Linked DNA regions of Homo sapiens: regions 2, 3 and 4 are each linked to region 1. A link is an interaction called in ENCODE POLR2A ChIA-PET data of the cell type or tissue named here. Cell type or tissue: K562. All regions are shown on one strand. Region 1 holds the start of H2AX (H2A.X variant histone). Region 2 holds the start of SNORD150 (small nucleolar RNA, C/D box 150). Region 3 overlaps ABCG4 (ATP binding cassette subfamily G member 4). Region 4 overlaps NLRX1 (NLR family member X1).

Region 1 (4,000 bases):
CTCTTCACCTCTGGTCCCTCCAGGTGGCAGAGAGCCTCCAGCTGGTGACAGTACACCAGAGTGAGACTGAAGATGGTGAATTCACTGAATGTAACAACATGACCCTCATCAACTTGCTACTTAAAGTCCTTGGGCCCATACATGAGAGAAACCTCACATTGCTCCTGCTGCTGCTGCAGGTGAGGATGGGAATCGAGTTTATACCTCCGTGTCTCCCTTTCTGCGTGATTCTTACTCCAGTCCATTTCTCCTTGCAGATCCTGGGCAGTGCCATCACCTTCTCCATTCGATATCAGCTCGTTCGACTCTTCTATGATGTCTGAGTCCCTTGATCATTGTCCTTTACCTCACAGTCTCTAGGATTCCTGACTCAGGCTGACCTCTCTCTCTGGTCCCAGACTGCCTCCTTGCCCAGGCCTCTCTCACTCTTCATACTCCTCCAGATTTTGTTCTCAGCATTTTCCTTTCTCTGTGATCATTGGCATCCTGGGCGTTTCTTGCCCTCTGCTGACTACTGATTGGATTTTACCTATGGCTTTCTGCAACTTGCTACTCTCTCCCTCTCCATCCCATCTTTGCAGCCTCATAGGGTGGGATACAGCAGCTTTTTTTGCAGTTATCCACACTCACATTTCAGAGTCCTGACTCTCAAGGAACCACTGGTTTTTGGGATAGAACTTGGGCCAGGGCTAGGAACACAGGCTCCACGGTGACATGTCATTTGATTGTAAATTAAGTGTTCTGATTAGTAAGAACTAAGCAGGGGGCCACATGCTCTCAATGGAGACAATAAAGTGTTGTCTTTTTCTTATTGTTTATGTAGGTATATTTCCTATATGGGCATTTTTGGGTAGATTGGGAGGGGTGGTGGGGGTACTTCCTCCAACAGGATGCCTATCTCTCTGCCCCATCAGACCCCGTCTAACAAGAAGTGAACAGAACTGAGACCAAACAGAACATATTGAATAAATATTTAAATCCTGATACTAGAGGTGGCATGGAGGGCCACAAAATTGAAGTTATCCTGTTTCCTGGCATGGGAACAAACTTTCAAAGAGTCACCGGGTGCAGTGGCTCATGCCTGTAATCCCAGCACTTTAGGAGGCTGAGGCAGGAGGATTGCCTGAGCCCAGGAATTCAAGACAGCCTGGGCAACAAAACGAGACTCCGTCTCTACAAAAATAAAATAATTAGCCAAGTGTGGTGGAGCACTTGTAGTACCAGCTACGAGGGAGGTTTAGCAGGGAGGATTCCTTGAACCCAGGAGTTCGAGGCTGCAGTGAGCTGAGATCACACTACTGCACTCCAGCCTGGGTGACAGAGCCAGTGACACCCGGTCTATTAAAAAAAGAAAGAAAGAAAAAAAAGAAAACTTTTAAGGGGTCTAATTTCTTCACTTTTCCATTCTCCCTTTGTCAGGTAGGAGAAGGGAGTAGGGAGTGACTGGACCTGGAAAGGAGGGCTGCAGTAGCTATAATATTGACCCCTTTCCTTTAAAAATCCTACGCCGGCACAGATTTCCCAGACGCTCTCTAGGTGGCCTCAGACTCCACCCCTTTGGTCTTCCGCTTCTGGTTTCCGATTGTAGTGTTTAAATCTCGCGCGCTTTACAAGGATTGGCTACATCAGCGGATAGTTGGCAGTCTGCGTGCTACCCCTCCTCCTCGCCTTTTCTCCCCGGGCAAAAGGTTTTCAAATTCGACCAATCAGCGGGCGCGCTCCCTCAGCCGAGCCGCGACACCCAAGGGTTAACCGCAACCAACCGGAGGCGGGTATTGGAGAAAAGAGCCAATCAGGAGGGCGCAGAGGTGTGTCCTGGGGGCTTATAAAGGCGGCCTCGCGGCGCGCGCGCGACAGCAGTTACACTGCGGCGGGCGTCTGTTCTAGTGTTTGAGCCGTCGTGCTTCACCGGTCTACCTCGCTAGCATGTCGGGCCGCGGCAAGACTGGCGGCAAGGCCCGCGCCAAGGCCAAGTCGCGCTCGTCGCGCGCCGGCCTCCAGTTCCCAGTGGGCCGTGTACACCGGCTGCTGCGGAAGGGCCACTACGCCGAGCGCGTTGGCGCCGGCGCGCCAGTGTACCTGGCGGCAGTGCTGGAGTACCTCACCGCTGAGATCCTGGAGCTGGCGGGCAATGCGGCCCGCGACAACAAGAAGACGCGAATCATCCCCCGCCACCTGCAGCTGGCCATCCGCAACGACGAGGAGCTCAACAAGCTGCTGGGCGGCGTGACGATCGCCCAGGGAGGCGTCCTGCCCAACATCCAGGCCGTGCTGCTGCCCAAGAAGACCAGCGCCACCGTGGGGCCGAAGGCGCCCTCGGGCGGCAAGAAGGCCACCCAGGCCTCCCAGGAGTACTAAGAGGGCCCGCGCCGCGGCCGGCCGCCAGGCCTCCCCATGCCACCACAAAGGCCCTTTTAAGGGCCACCACCGCCCTCATGGAAAGAGCTGAGCCGCTTCAGACTGCGGGGCAAGCGGGCCGCGGCTCCCTTCCCCTCCCCTCCCCTCGCCCGCCTTCGCCGCCCGGCCTCGAGTCCCCGCCCGCCCCCGCTCCCGTCCCGCACCGCCTGCCGCGTCGGCCTCGGGCCCTGCCCTGTCCGCCGTCCGCCCTCCGGTAGGGTTCGGGCCTTCCGGATGCGGCTTGGGCGCTCTTCGGGGACCTCCGTGGCGCGGAAGACCCGAGCCTGCCGGGGGGAGGCCGGCGGCGCCGCACCTGCCCGCCTCGGCGTTCGTGACTCAGCCGCCCCATCCCGAGTCGCTAAGGGGCTGCGGGGAGGCCGCAGCACCTTCTGGAAGACTTGGCCTTCCGCTCTGACGCAGGGCCGAGGTGGGCAGTCCAGGCCGAGAGGCCGGCGGCCCTGAAGGTGAGTGAGGCCCTCGGCAGCTGCAGCCGGGGTGTCTGGTACCCCCCCGGCGTGGTGCTTAGCCCAGGACTTTCAGACGCGGCCGCTGGCCGGGAGGCTTTGGTGGGAGAGACGCGATCGCCGATTTCGGTCTGGCGCCCCTTCTGCGGCCGGGACCCAGGCCTTTCACATCAGCTCTCCCTCCATCTTCATTCATAGGTCTGCGCTGGGGCCGGGACGAAGCACTTGGTAACAGGCACATCTTCCTCCCGAGTGACTGCCTCCTAGGAGGACATTTAGGGGAGGGCAGAGGCCTGCAGTTTGGCTTCACGGCTGGCTATGTGGACAGCAAGAGTCGTTTTCGCGGAAGCCGACTGGCAGCCAGGCCTGTCGGGCCCCCCGACGCCGCCCCATTTCCCTTCCAGCAAACTCAACTCGGCAATCCAAGCACCTAGATACCAGCACAAGTCGGTTAATCCCTGTCTGGACTGAGCCTCCGTTGGCTTCTGAACTGGAATTCTGCAGCTAACCCTTCCACGACTAGAACCTTAGGCATTGGGGAGTTTTAGATGGACTAATTTTATTAAAGGATTGTTTTTTTTTTAAATGGAGCGTTTGTTTTCATTTTGCAAGAGAGTTGTAGAATTAGTGACTTTCTATACTTTCCTGATAATAGGGGTGGGAGGGGCCATGCAATATAAACAGGCTCTACTGTTAACTGAAGGGGCAAACCATAGGAATTTAAGATTGTGGCTCTGTTTCTTGGTGTTCCTGGGAGACAATTTATTCTGTGTGAAATGAAAACTATTGAGGCAGAAGCAGAAAGGACGTACCAGGAGAACTCTGGGCAAAAGTCCCAGCCTCTGAGGTAAGGATGAAAGGGCTTTGTGTTTGTTCCTATCTTCCCGCCAACTCCACACGCGCACACACAACACCTTCAGAACTGGTTTATTAGTAGGATTGGTTACATTCAAAGGCTGTTGCTTGGACTTCTCTAAAGAGATGAAGCCCCCACATACTGAGGAGGCAAGGCAGTCATCAAGGCCCCAAGGTGAGGCAAATCCCTGGAAGGCTTGAACCCTGCAGTTCAGTCTCCCGGGGTAATCACTCCCCAGATAGCAGTGAGAATGGGGCACTGAGGCCCGGGATGTAGGCACTGG
Region 2 (4,000 bases), 96 kb before region 1:
CAGGAACCAAAGGCAGGTAGGTTCCTGGGATCCCAGGCAGGGGCCTTCCAGGATGCCTGGTGCCATGTGCTTGATGCTGTGTAGGATACACATGCAGTCATAGCCATCATCTCAATCAGCCCATGGGCGGGGAGAAGGGCTAGCATCCCCATCCAAAGCTGGACTGGGGGAGGTAGGTCGGGCTTCCTGTCCCTTCCTCAGGTTTTCATGGTCTGCAGCTTCTCAGAATCACAAAAAGAACCAAGAAGGCCTTTGTGCTCCTGTTCCACTAGACCAAGTAGAGTCTTCCCCACCCACAACTTCATTTCCTTTCTCCATCCCTCCATCTCCAACCTGGGTCCCTGGTGGCCCACTGCCCCCACCCCAGAGATGAGTCGCCAGTGCCATGCCCTGCAGGAGGATATGCAAACCCGCAGCAAGCAGCTGGAGGAAGAAGTCAAAGGCCTTCGGGGGCAGCTAGGTAGGTTTCCCCACCCTCCAAGCCCCTTCTCTCCAAGAGTTGCAGCAAGGGCCAGCATGAAGGGGTAGACTTCAAAGTCTCTGCTCCAGAAAGCTGCCGTCTGGGCTCTTGGATCACTTTCCCCACTTTCGCTGACCCTCCACCACTGAGGACTGCAGCAGAGGGTTCGGGATACCAAAAATCTCTGCTGTAAGTAAAGAAGAGGCTCCAGGCGCGGTGGCTCAGGCCTGTAATCCCAGCACTTTGGGAGGCCAAGGCGGGCGGATCACCTGAGGTCAGGAGTCCAGGAACAGCCTGGCCAAATGGCAAAACCCCGTCTCTACTAAAAATATAAAAATTAGCCGGATGTGGTGGCGCACACCTGTAATCCCAGCTACTCGGGAGGCTGAAGCAGGAGAATCGCTTGAACCCAGGAGGCAGAGGTTGCAGTGAGCCGAGATCACGCCATTGCACTCCAGCCTGGGCAACAGAGCAAGACTCTGTCTCAAAAAAATAAATAAAAATAAAAAAGAAGATGTAGGCCTCACACCCCATTTCCTCCTCTCAAGTCCAGCCCTAACTCCCCACCACTGCCATGTCTCTTGTGAGCAAAACATATTCCCTTTTAGTTTAGCTGATTTCTACAATGAAACTAAGGGGAAATGTTTGACTTATTTACTTCTGTATCTTCAAGACCTAGCATCTGGTAGATCCTAAATAACTGTTCACCAAATAAATGAATAAACACTCCTAATAAGCAAAAATATTTTTAAAAACCAGGAAGCCTTTGCTTCTCTTGTCTCTTGCTTACAAAATAATGTTGAAATATCTCAGCATGACACATGAGCTCTTTCACAATTTTGGTCTCAAAGTTTTCATACCTTAAAAATGCCTTCAACCGGGTGCGGTGGCTCACCCCTGTAATCCCAGCACTTTGGGAGGCCAAGGCAAGAGAATTGCTTGAGGCCAGGAGTTTGAGACCAGCCTGGCCAGTATGGTGAAATGCCATCTCTACTAAAATTACAAAAATTAGCTGAGCATGGTGGCGTGTGCCTGTAATCTCAGCTACTTGGGAGGCTGAGTCAGGAGAATCACTTGAACCCAGGAGGCGGAGGCTGCAGTGAGCCGAGATCGCACCACTGCACTCCAGCCTCGGCAACAGAGTAAGATTCCAACTAAAAAAAAAAAAAAAAAGGCCTTCGGTTTAGCTATAGATGGCCAGGAGCTGCTTATCTGCCATTCAGACTCTGGGTTCCTTTCCTAATCTTTGCTTTACCTCAAATTCCAAGTCAATCAATGACTCAATTGTTTTTGTTTTTGCTGTTGTTGTTTTGGGGATTTTTTTGTTTTTTGTTTTTTGTTTTGAGACGGAGTTTCACTCTGGTCGCTCATTCTGGAGTGCAATGGCAAATCTCGGCTCACTGCAACCTCCACCTCCTACGTTCAAGCAATTCTCCTGCCTCAGTCTCCCGAGTAGCTGGGATTACAGGTGTGCGCCACCATGCCTGGCTAATTTTTGTATTTTTAGTAGAGATGGAGATTCACCTATGTTGGCCGGGCTCGTTTCGGACTCCTGACCTCAGGTAATCCGCCCTCCTCGGCCTCCCAAAGTGCTAGGATTACAGGCGTGAGCCACCGCACCCGGCCAATGAATCAATGTTTACTGAGCACCTCCTGTATACTAGCTAGGTGCTTTGTCATCCATTTATCATGTTTAAAGGTCACAGCATGCCCCTGAGGGATGTGTCATTCTCTCTTTACAGATGAAGACACCAGCCAGCCGCGGTGGCTCACACTTGTAATCCCACCACTTTGGGAGGCCGAGGCGGGCGGATCACAAGGTTAAGAGATAGGGACCATCCTGGCCAACATGGTGAAACCCCATCTCTACTAAAAATTCGAAGATTAGCTGGGCATGGTGGCATGTGCCTGTAATCCCAGCTACTCGGGAGGCTGAGGCAGGAGAATTGCTTGAACCCAGGAGGTGGCAGTTGCAGTGAGCTGAGATCGCGCCACTGCACTCCAGCCTGGCGACAGAGTGAGACTCCATCTAAAAAAAAAAAAAAAGATGAAGACACCAAGGCTCAGAAAGAGACATGCATGTGGTCACCTAGGTAGTAATCCGACTTTGGAGCCTTCTATCTCAAGCCCGCCACTCTCTGCTATATACCTCAGTGGAGCTTCAGCTTTTACAGGGACTGCGGGAAATTTGGTGATGCTGGGGGAGTCTGGAACGAGCCCATTTGAGGTCTCCTTTCCAGATACCTTTGGAGAGACTGGTCAAGGATAGAGTGTCACCATCCTGCTCTCTTTCATCCTGCCTGCCCCCAGAGGCATGCCAAAGGGAGGCTGCAGCTGCCCGGGAAGAGGCTGAACAAGCTCTCGGAGAGCGGGACCAGGCCCTGGCTCAGCTTCGGGCCCACATGGCAGACATGGAGGCGAAGTATGAGGAAATCTTACACGTAAGCACCACCCCCTGGATCCCAGCCATCCCAGTACCCAGGACTCCCCCATGCCCACAAACCCCAGCTCGTATGATGACTGACAACCCAGGGTTAAGGAGAAGGAGCGTCTCCAAGGGAGCCCTGCTCTATCCTGAGGGCAGACAGAGGGGATACGACCATGTCTACTGGGCAAGGAAAGCTTATGAACCAACCTGGGGCAGCACTCACTCCTTCCCTCTCTCTCTTTCTGGGGTCTGAAATATTGATGTCTGCAGGACAGTCTGGACAGGCTCTTGGCCAAGCTGAGAGCCATCAAGCAGCAGTGGGATGGGGCAGCACTGAGACTTCACGCCAGGCACAAGGAGCAGCAACGCCAGTTTGGACTCACCCCCCCTGGATCTTTGAGGCCACCAGCCCCTAGTCTCTAGTGTTCTCTGAGGCCCCAGCAATAAAGTGTCTTGATGTAGAACTCAATAGAGCTGTGGGCTCTGGCCGTTTGGCAGAGAGAAGTGGATCTTATTTTTATTTTTATTTTTATTTAGTTTTCTTCTTTTTTTGTTTTTGTTGTTGTTTATTTTTAGGAGTGGCTGTCATACAGACATCTCAGTTCTGGGTTGACCCATTATCCCTGAGATTCAGTGATTGATAGGAAATAAATTTGACCAGGTCTCAACCTCTCTCCTGCAGGAGCCGCATCCCACCCCTTGAGCCTGAGGCCCTTTTGGTCCCTTCACACCACTGCCCCTTACCCCCACCAACACAAACACAGGCAGTCAGATTTATGGCGAATGGCCATTTCTATAACAAATGCAACGGTGACCAAGCACCACCCTCCCGCAATGCTAAGGCACCCACAGAGGGCAGGCATAGCTGGTCTCCAAATTTTTGCATTACACTCAAGGGTCCTGGAGTCATATCTAGAAAAGGTCCAGATGGCTTCAATCCTAGCCAGACCCACAGCCACACCTTCATCCTTGGGACACAGCTCTCTAAAACTCCCATATGACATCCTCTGGAGCCTCAGACTCCTTCAGGGACCTGTCTGAGGCCTCCAACCACACCCTCTGCTGGCAGGTGGGCCTGCAGGAAGGGAGGGAGCACCTGGGCCAGCCTGTGA
Region 3 (4,000 bases), 61 kb before region 1:
GTAGGGGTCCTCCAGGTCTACAGAGAATCTTGTACCATTAAGTTGTGTACCTGAAAGCTAGGCTTAGGGGTATGAATCAGAGCAAGATTCAGACACAAAAAGGGGGCAAAAACTTGGGAGGGAGGAGATGGAAAGAAAGTAATGGACACCCGTGGTGGCTAATAATAGATCGGTTACTTTTTTAATCCATCAAAACACATGAACTCTAAGGGTATAATTCCTTTTTTGTTTTGTTTTGGGTTTTTTTTGTTTTGTTTTGTTTTGTTTTTGAGACGGAGTCTCGCTCTGTCGCCCAGTCTGGAGTGCAGTGGCGCAATCTCAGCTCACTGCAAGCTCCGCCTCCCTGGTTCACGCCATTCTCCTGCCTCAGCCTCCCGAGTAGCTGGGACTACAGGCGCCCGCCACCACGCCCGGCTAATTTTTGTATTTTTAGTAGAGATGGGGTTTCACCGTGTTAGCCAGGATGGTCTCCATCTCCTGACCCACCCGCCTCGGCCTCCCAAAGTGCTGGGATTACAGGCGTGGGCCACTGTATCCGGCCAGGTATAATTCCTTTATGCCACCAATTTTACAGTAATGTTATTTAATAATGATGATAATGACAACAATAACAACAAAAACTAATCAATCTGGTTTTCAGGGGTTACAGTGTCTCATTTAAGGAAGAGAACTAGCACTGGGCAGACGCCTGCTGTACCAGCTACAGTGCTAAGAGCTTTATGTGATTATCTAATTAGTCCTCCCAATCACCCTGTGAGGTGAGTATCATCATCTCTAAGTTAGAGAGAACAGTAAGCCACACTGGCCACTAAGCTGGGGACCATGTTGATCTTGCTTACCAGATGGGCACTATGCCAGGACCGAGGACAGCACACTGTAGCTGCTCAACAAGAACTTGCTGAATGAATAAGTCAATGAGGAAACTGGAGCTCAAGGAGGTTAAATAATGTGCCTAAGGTCACAGTGCTGTTCCTAGTAGGTCGATTCCAAGTCCTAGGTTCTTCCTAGCACCCATTGGTTGCAATGCCTCTGGGGAACAGCCTCTTTGGCAGGGCCACTGTCCATGGTCCAGTCTCCCCTCCCCAACTATGCCTGCTCTGCCCTCTCCACCCCTACTCACCGGAGGACAAGGAGGGCATGGGGCAGGGACCTCGTTCTTCTCAGGGCTGCTCTTCTTCTCAGCCATAGCGCACAGCCCATTCTGCACAGCCCTGAACAACATGGGGTTCAGGTCTCCATACTCGCCAGAGGCCACCTCGATGACTGGGGACACAGAGTGGAGAGCTCAGTTTAGATTCACACTCACTTCCCAAGGGCAAGTCAGTCCCGCCTTGGGTGTGTGGGGAAGGCAGGCGACGGTGAGATCTCTACCCCTAGGAGGCCTGAGTGCAAGACCAGAGACCCCAGGTTCGGCCCACTGCTGTTTCCCAGCCCCTACCAACAGACCCCCACTCACTGAAGTCAGCCGGGTTGTGGTAGGTGGGGCAATGCAAGCCGAGTCCCTTTAGATAGGGGATCAGGTTGGTGACCACGCCTTTGAAGATGCACTGACCCTGGCTCAGGATGTAGAGCTGCAGCAGAAAGAGAAGGGTAAGGAAGGAACAGCGGGCCAGGCACCCCTACTGACCCCCTTCCATCCCTCCATCTCAGGCCAATCCTCCTTGAGGCCTGGAGACACTCACCTTGTCAAACATCTCAAAGAGCTTGGCACTGGGCTGGTGGATGGTGCAGATGATGGTACGGCCCCCCTGTGCCAGGGACTTCATGAGGGACACCACTTGGAAACAAGAGGCGCTATCCAGACCACTGTCCAGAGAGAGGCCACCAGGGGGCCACGTGAGGTGGGTGAGGCCAAAAGAAGGGAGTGTCTGGGGCGGGGCAGCTGCTGTGAAGGGGATGAAGCTGGCAGGAAGAGGGCACTCTGGCCGCATCTGTATCCTTTACGGTTCAGGCACTTGGAGGGATACCCAGAAGCCAAGAGCACTGTTCAGTTTCATAAGCATATATTGAGGACCTGTTGTATGCCAGGCACTGGGATTACAATGATGCATAAATAAGACATAGACTCTGGTCTGGAAGGAGAGAGAGACAAGCACACAGATGATTTTGGGTAATGTGGAAAGTGCTGTAGCAACACTGGGTGAAAGAGGGGGCGGATTCAGCTCAGCTGTAGCAGGTGTTGGAGGGTAGTCAGAGAAGGTTCCTGAGCGAGCCCAGGAGTAAGAGCTAAGCAGGTGAAGGGGAGAGGGCAGGCACAGTGGTGAAGGGCATTCCAGCAGAAGACACAGCATGGGCAAAGCTTAGAGGCATGAAACATGTGGCTTGACCAGGGAATTACAAGCAACTCAGTATTATTAGAGCATAAAGTACATGACTTGAGGCTGGAGAAGTAGGTTCAGACCAGGCCCTTGTAAGTCACCTGACTTTATTTCGAGGACAAGTCAGAAAGGAAACACTGCATGTTTTAAGCAGGGGAGTGAGCACTGCAGACTTGTCTTTAGAAAGTTCACTCTGTCCGGGCACGGTGGCTCACGCCTGTAATCCCAACACTTTGGGAGGCCAAGGCGGGTGGATCACCTGAGGTCAGAAGTTCAAGACCAGCCTGACCAACATGGTGAAACCCCATCTCTACTAAAAATACAAAAACTAGCTGGGTGTGGTGGTACACGCCTGTAATTCCAGCTACTCAAGAGGCTGAGGCAGGAGAATCGCTTGAACCCGGGAGTCAGAGGTTGCAGTGAGCCGAGATTGTGCCACTGCACTCCAGCCTGGGTGACAGAGCGAGACTCCATCTTAAAAAAATAAAAGAAAGTTCACTGTAGCTGCAGTTTGGAGAAAGGATTGACTGGGAGACACTGGAGACAAGCAGATAAGAATCTGTTGCTGTCCTGAACTTAACATCAACATTAGAGATGGGGCAGGGCAAATCTGAGAGATATCAAAAGGAGGCAGAATCAACAGGACTTGGTGACTGATGGCTGAGGGTGACTGGAGAGGGAGGTGTCAATCAAGGAGGACACCTAGATCTCTGCCCAGGCGAAGGATGGGGCAGCTCACAGCAACAGAATTGGCAAGGGTGGAGATGAGGAAGAAGCCCTTATCTTGGCCCCAGGAGGCTGTGAACAGAGGCTCTGGATCATGGAGAAGATGCAGCCTCCAGCCCTGGCTCAGGGCCGAGAGGAGAGGGGTATCCTGGTGGGAAAGGGTGGAGAGAACTACCTGGTGGGCTCATCAAAGAACATGACAGGCGGGTTGTTGACCAGCTCCAGGGCGATGGCCAGACGCTTCCTCTGCCCGCCAGAGAGCAGGGCTGTCCTCGTGTGGGAGCACGACATCAGGCCCAGTGCCGTCAGGATCTCTGTCACCTGGCCCCACCCCACCCATGCCAGGTCAGCTTCGGAGTCTCTGCTTCCCCCAGGCACCACCCCAGCTTCAAAAAGCATCTCCCTTAAGTGCATTGTCTCGGCCTAGGCCACCACTCTCCCACTCCCAGCTCGGGGCCTTGAGCTCAGCAGCACCACAAAAGGGAGTGGTCCCACTGCCTCCCTTCCCCACTCACCAGCTCCTTCTTCACCTCCTGCTTCTCACTCAGCTTCAGGTTAGCAGAGACCTGGGGCCCAGAGAGTAAGCAAGAAAAGTATGTGTGGGAGGGAGCTCTGCCTTGAACCCTCCGCCAATGGTGAAGGTGGCGACAGCAGACAGAGGGGGTTGCTGGGAGGAGGGGTGACTATCCAGCCCTCACCATCATGGCTTCCAACACCGTGAGGTGCGGCAGCAGCATGTCATCTTGCATGATGTAGCAGGACATCTTGCGGAAGGTCCTCAGCTCCCGTGGCCTTCCATTAACCAGGATCTGCCCCTTCATTCCAGACTCCCTGCAGGGATGTGGGTTGAGGATGGGGGTCAATGCCCTTTCAGAATACCTTCTGTGTTCCCCAAGGGATACTTCTTCCTGAGTCCTGCCTCCATTCCACCCCAGTCTCTTCCTTACCTGTATCCT
Region 4 (4,000 bases), 77 kb before region 1:
CCCCTCCAGGTTCCGGGAGAGCATCTGCACCAGGTGGTCACGCTGAGCTGGTGTGGCAGAGACACCTGAACCGCCAACGGCATACCCGCAGTACGGCTGGTTGAGGCGGAGCTGGAAGTAGAGCTTCTGCAGGTTGGTATCAGAGAAACCGCAGATCTCACCATAGCGGCCCACGTACTTGCTGGGGATACGGCCAATGGCAGAGGGCCGAGTGGTCACCAGAATGCTGGCCTGGGAAGAGCATGGTTGAGAGTTAAGAAAGACCTTAGTGTCCTGTTGACTGCTTCTATTCCCAGGGGACCCCTGAAGACGGAGTGTCCAAGGATGAAGACATTGATGAGGATAACAGTTATAACTAGCAATTACTGAACACCTGCTGTGATCCAGGCCGCTGTGCTAATATTATATGCAGTACCCCATTTGATCAGAGCAACTCAAAAAGAAAGGAACAGAAGGCTGGGGAAGTTACTGACTTGCTCAGGGTCGCACCACTGGGAAGTGAAGGGACCAGGAGTTAAAGTAACCCAGGACCTAGGGGGCGAGTCAACGGGCAGCAGTGATAACCTGGGGTAAAGGGCCACCCACCTGAGGCAGCATGTATTTGCGCAGCAGGTTGACGATGATAGCAGCTGGTTCCTGCGGTTCCTCCGGGTCACTACAAAGTCCCGTGCCTGCCAGCCGGAAGTCGAGGTTGAGATGCTCTAAGCCATGGAGCACAAAGAGGAGGTGGGACCCAGCAGCAGCCATCAGGGGCAGAACCTCCTTCAGGGGCGTGTAGCGCTGGGCCACAAGTTGGCACAGGGAGGCTGGGGCAGGGCCCAGGGATGACAGGTCCTCACAGGAGAAGGGGATGAGCAGCTCGAAGGCCGGCAGCCGCCCATAACACCAGTCCAGAACCATCTTGCGCACCAGCGTGCTCTTGCCTGTGCCCACTGTCCCATACAGCACCACTGTCTGCACCCGGCGCCCACAGGCATCCGGGTTAAAGAGCTGAGACAAGGCCAGTGGGGGGAGCCCGGCCTGGGGTGGCTGATGCTCCAGGGCCAGCTCCGCGGGTGGGCGAAGTAGCTCATCAGGGGTACTCTCGCGGATCACAGGGTCAACGTGGACCGTGTCTAGGGCAAAGGTTGGGCCAAACTGGCGCTCCTCCCTGGGCAGCCGGCTGAACCACTCAGCCAGGTTCCGGCGGTGCCGCTGTATAGCTTCTGAGTGGGAAGATAAGGGAAATGTGTCAGGGAAAGGGGCCTGGAGATGTAGCTTAGGGCCAATCAGGGCGGTGGTGAGGTCAGGCTGGGACATCACGGCATAGATGCTGGGGCCCACAATGGTGGGCACACAAGACTCCCTGAGAAAATATAGACTGTCCAGAAAGTCTGGAACCCCTATGTCAGAAAGTGGGAAGCCACTGGACAAACTGGTTTCACAGTGACCTATGTGCCGTCTTAACCTGCTTGACCCAACTTTGTTGAGCATAGGGATGGTATGGCTCTCCTAGCGCTTTGTACATATAAGTGTGCATTGCAAGAGTATTGCAGGAAGGGATACATAGACGGATGGGAGGGAGAGAGAGAGAGGAGGAGGGACCACCGATGGAAGATGGCAGTGGATCCTCTATGCCTCCCTCACCCTGCTTCTCCTTCCAGCCCCGTCTGCCCACCACACCCCCTGACCAGGGTCCCAGCCAGTCCCTTTACCAGTTGCAGAGGCGCTGGGGAACAGCCGTCCATGCCTCCCGGGTGGGGGAGCGCTATCTACCGAGCTTCCGTGGTGGCGTATAAAGGCCCTGGGAACAAGGAGAGGGGATGAGCTGGGACTTGTAACTTGGATCAGCCCCTTCACAGGCTCTGGGTCCAAGCCTATCTGCACTGCTAGACTTCTGGTTTCCTGAGATAAAGGCCCCACACTGGACCCCCAAGTTTAGAGGCTTGTCTGACTCTCACACCCTTCCCAGGTGCTGAGGCCTTAGCCCTAGCCCTCCAGACCCCACTGCTGACTGCCCGCCTGGAACTCAGGCTGGCCATGTGAGGCTCCACCCACTTCCCACAGGGTCCTCCCTCCACTGACTACTATGCCTTCTACCACAGATGATCTAAGCCAACTTCCTCTCAGGCCTTGGAGCTGCCACTGTCCTCCCACCCCCAAAGGACCAAGCCCCTCCCCAAGGTCCCCAAGAGATCAAGCTAGCCCCAAGTCCTGACCCTTCCCAGTCTGCTCTGTTGTGCCCAGACTAGTCCTAAGGTATGACACCCAGGCCTCACCTAGGGGGCCCAAAGGGACGCTCCCCTTGAAGGGGCCAACTCCAGTGGATCAGGAAGGGGATACGATCATCTACAGAGAGAAGGAAGAAATAGCATCTGCAGATCCCATGCAATACACAGAACCCATGTCTACATCAAACCCCCCAGTATTTGCTCTCATAGCAGCATGTACTGCCCCTTTGCAGCAGTTATTTTGCAATTTTATATTTCATTGTGTGATTATTCGATTAACATTCATTCCTCTCTCCTCCATGAGAGGGATCACATTTGGGTGTTTTAAAATTTTTTTGTCCCCTTTACGTCTGTTTTTGTTCACAATTATTTACTTAGAACTTAACACCAGGTCTGCGGTACGGCAGGCACTCAGTAAATCTCTGTTGTATGTAAAGTAAAATCAGACAAGTTCCTAGACTTATGTAGCTACAAGAGACTCTCGAAGATGATCTAGTCCAACTCTCTTTTTTTTTTTTTGAGACAGAGTCTTACTCTATTGTCCAGGCTGGAGTGCAATGGTGCGATCTCAGCTCACTGCAACTTCTGCCTCCCGGTTCAAATGATTCTCCTGCCTCAGCCTCCCAACTAGCTGGGATTACAGGTGTGCACCACTACACCTGGTTAATTTTTTTTTTTGTAGTTTTAATAGAGACAGGGTTTCACCATGTTGCCAGGCTGGTCTCAAACTCCTGATCTTGTGATCCGCCTGCCTCGGCCTTCCAAAGTGCTAGGATTACAGGCATGAGCCACCGCACCTGGCCAAGTCCAACTCCCTTATTTTAGGTTGGGAAAAAGGCAGCTGAGGAAGGTGAAGCGACATGCTCAAGGTCAACAGCTAGAGAACCACGGAGCTGAGACTAGTGCACCTGGTGTCTGGATCCCTGCTGTCTTGGAGGCATCATGTGGACCCTGGAAAGCAAGAAAGAGGTAAAAACAGAAACCCCTGCTTCCTGCTCACCTGGTCGCTGGAGTGCTCTTCTAAAACCAGAGCCCCAAGAGGCCCTGGGCAAATGGTGGCCCCACCTCATCCTGGGAAAGAAGGTCAGAGCCTGGGGGGCCTAGGACCGACTTCTGTCCTGCAAGAAGAATAGTACGAATGGATCACTGCCACCACTCCTCCCCTGCACCCCTAACCCCATTCCAGCCAAGGAGGGACCTTCCTCCCAGGAGAGGATCAGCCCTTCCTCAAATGTTGGCCCTGCTGAAGCCCTGGCCTGGTTTTCAGCTCTCGTCCCTCTCCCAAACTCCAGCTTGAGGAATCCCATTTTATCTCCTACCACCTTTTTTTTCTTTTTTCTTTTTTGAGATGGAGTGCCCCTCTGTTGCCCAGGCATGATTGTGGCTCATTGAAGCCTATGCCTCCCGGGCCCAAGCGATTCTCCTGCCTCAGCCTCCCAAGTAGCTGGGATTACAGGCGCCCACCACCACACTGGGCTAATTTTTGTATTTTTAGTAGAGACGGGGTTTACCATGTTGGTTAAGCTGGTCTTGAACTTCTGACCTCAGGTAATCTGCCTGCCTTGGCCTTGCAAAGTGCTGGGATTACAAGTGTGAGCCATCACACCTGGCCTTCCTGCCACGTCTTGCCTCTCCCCTGAAGCTTCACGAACACCTTTCCCTGAGTTCCACCCTGGTAAACTGCTTTATTTAGGTGTCCTTTTTCCTTCTTGGCCACCAGCAAGCTCAGATAGGAGTCCTGTGTTCATTTTCAGTGGCTTTTCTGTGCCTAGATTTTCCAGTAATAATTA

Evidence for each region. Peaks named below come from ENCODE experiments on the same cell type or tissue, not always from the same donor. Only the 100,000 strongest peaks of a DNase experiment are listed, where the experiment ranks them.
Region 2: POLR2A ChIA-PET joins it to region 1 with 9 read pairs; 29 of 35 experiments call an interaction of 5 or more read pairs at or near these places.
Region 3: POLR2A ChIA-PET joins it to region 1 with 5 read pairs; 23 of 35 experiments call an interaction of 5 or more read pairs at or near these places.
Region 4: POLR2A ChIA-PET joins it to region 1 with 5 read pairs; 24 of 35 experiments call an interaction of 5 or more read pairs at or near these places.

The regions. Positions count from the first base shown.
Region 1 is chr11:119,093,321-119,097,320 of GRCh38, reverse strand. HMBS (hydroxymethylbilane synthase) reads right to left here. Exons shown (of 14, transcript NM_000190.4): 14 at 3,772-4,000. It overlaps H2AX (H2A.X variant histone), which reads left to right and starts at 1,856. Exons shown (of 1, transcript NM_002105.3): 1 at 1,856-3,447. The coding sequence starts at 1,927. The coding sequence ends at 2,358. It overlaps DPAGT1 (dolichyl-phosphate N-acetylglucosaminephosphotransferase 1), which reads left to right. Exons shown (of 9, transcript NM_001382.4): 8 at 24-179; 9 at 258-811. The coding sequence ends at 323. RefSeq lists enhancers at 673-1,234, 1,260-1,369, 1,235-1,798, 1,920-2,349, 1,799-2,362 and 2 more and silencers at 1,670-1,769, 2,470-2,609, 2,620-2,749. In K562, CTCF peaks have their summits at 1,568 and 2,300 (motif pointing left); DNase peaks (open chromatin) are centred at 1,710 and 2,320; H3K4me3 peaks cover 2,188 bases.
Region 2 is chr11:119,189,611-119,193,610 of GRCh38, reverse strand. It overlaps NHERF4 (NHERF family PDZ scaffold protein 4), which reads right to left. Exons shown (of 11, transcript NM_001168468.2): 11 at 3,398-4,000. It overlaps DRC12 (dynein regulatory complex subunit 12 homolog), which reads left to right. Exons shown (of 7, transcript NM_001145018.3): 5 at 368-460; 6 at 2,771-2,901; 7 at 3,159-3,357. The coding sequence ends at 3,311. SNORD150 (small nucleolar RNA, C/D box 150) reads left to right here and starts at 2,970; the gene lies at 2,970-3,044. RefSeq lists an enhancer at 2,017-2,311. In K562, no CTCF peak of the experiment used is centred here; a DNase peak (open chromatin) is centred at 2,130.
Region 3 is chr11:119,154,135-119,158,134 of GRCh38, reverse strand. ABCG4 (ATP binding cassette subfamily G member 4) reads right to left here. Exons shown (of 15, transcript NM_022169.5): 3 at 3,992-4,000; 4 at 3,743-3,875; 5 at 3,560-3,610; 6 at 3,220-3,365; 7 at 1,683-1,806; 8 at 1,457-1,571; 9 at 1,121-1,263. Among named protein-coding and RNA genes, the nearest start is that of ABCG4, 7.1 kb to the right of the region's middle. RefSeq lists an enhancer at 988-1,488. In K562, a CTCF peak has its summit at 1,829 (motif pointing right); a DNase peak (open chromatin) is centred at 1,844; H3K27me3 peaks cover 379 bases.
Region 4 is chr11:119,170,684-119,174,683 of GRCh38, reverse strand. NLRX1 (NLR family member X1) reads right to left here. Exons shown (of 10, transcript NM_001282144.2): 2 at 3,211-3,328; 3 at 2,259-2,328; 4 at 1,695-1,783; 5 at 586-1,205; 6 at 1-231. The coding sequence starts at 3,280. Among named protein-coding and RNA genes, the nearest start is that of NLRX1, 4.0 kb to the right of the region's middle. In K562, no CTCF peak of the experiment used is centred here; a DNase peak (open chromatin) is centred at 2,023.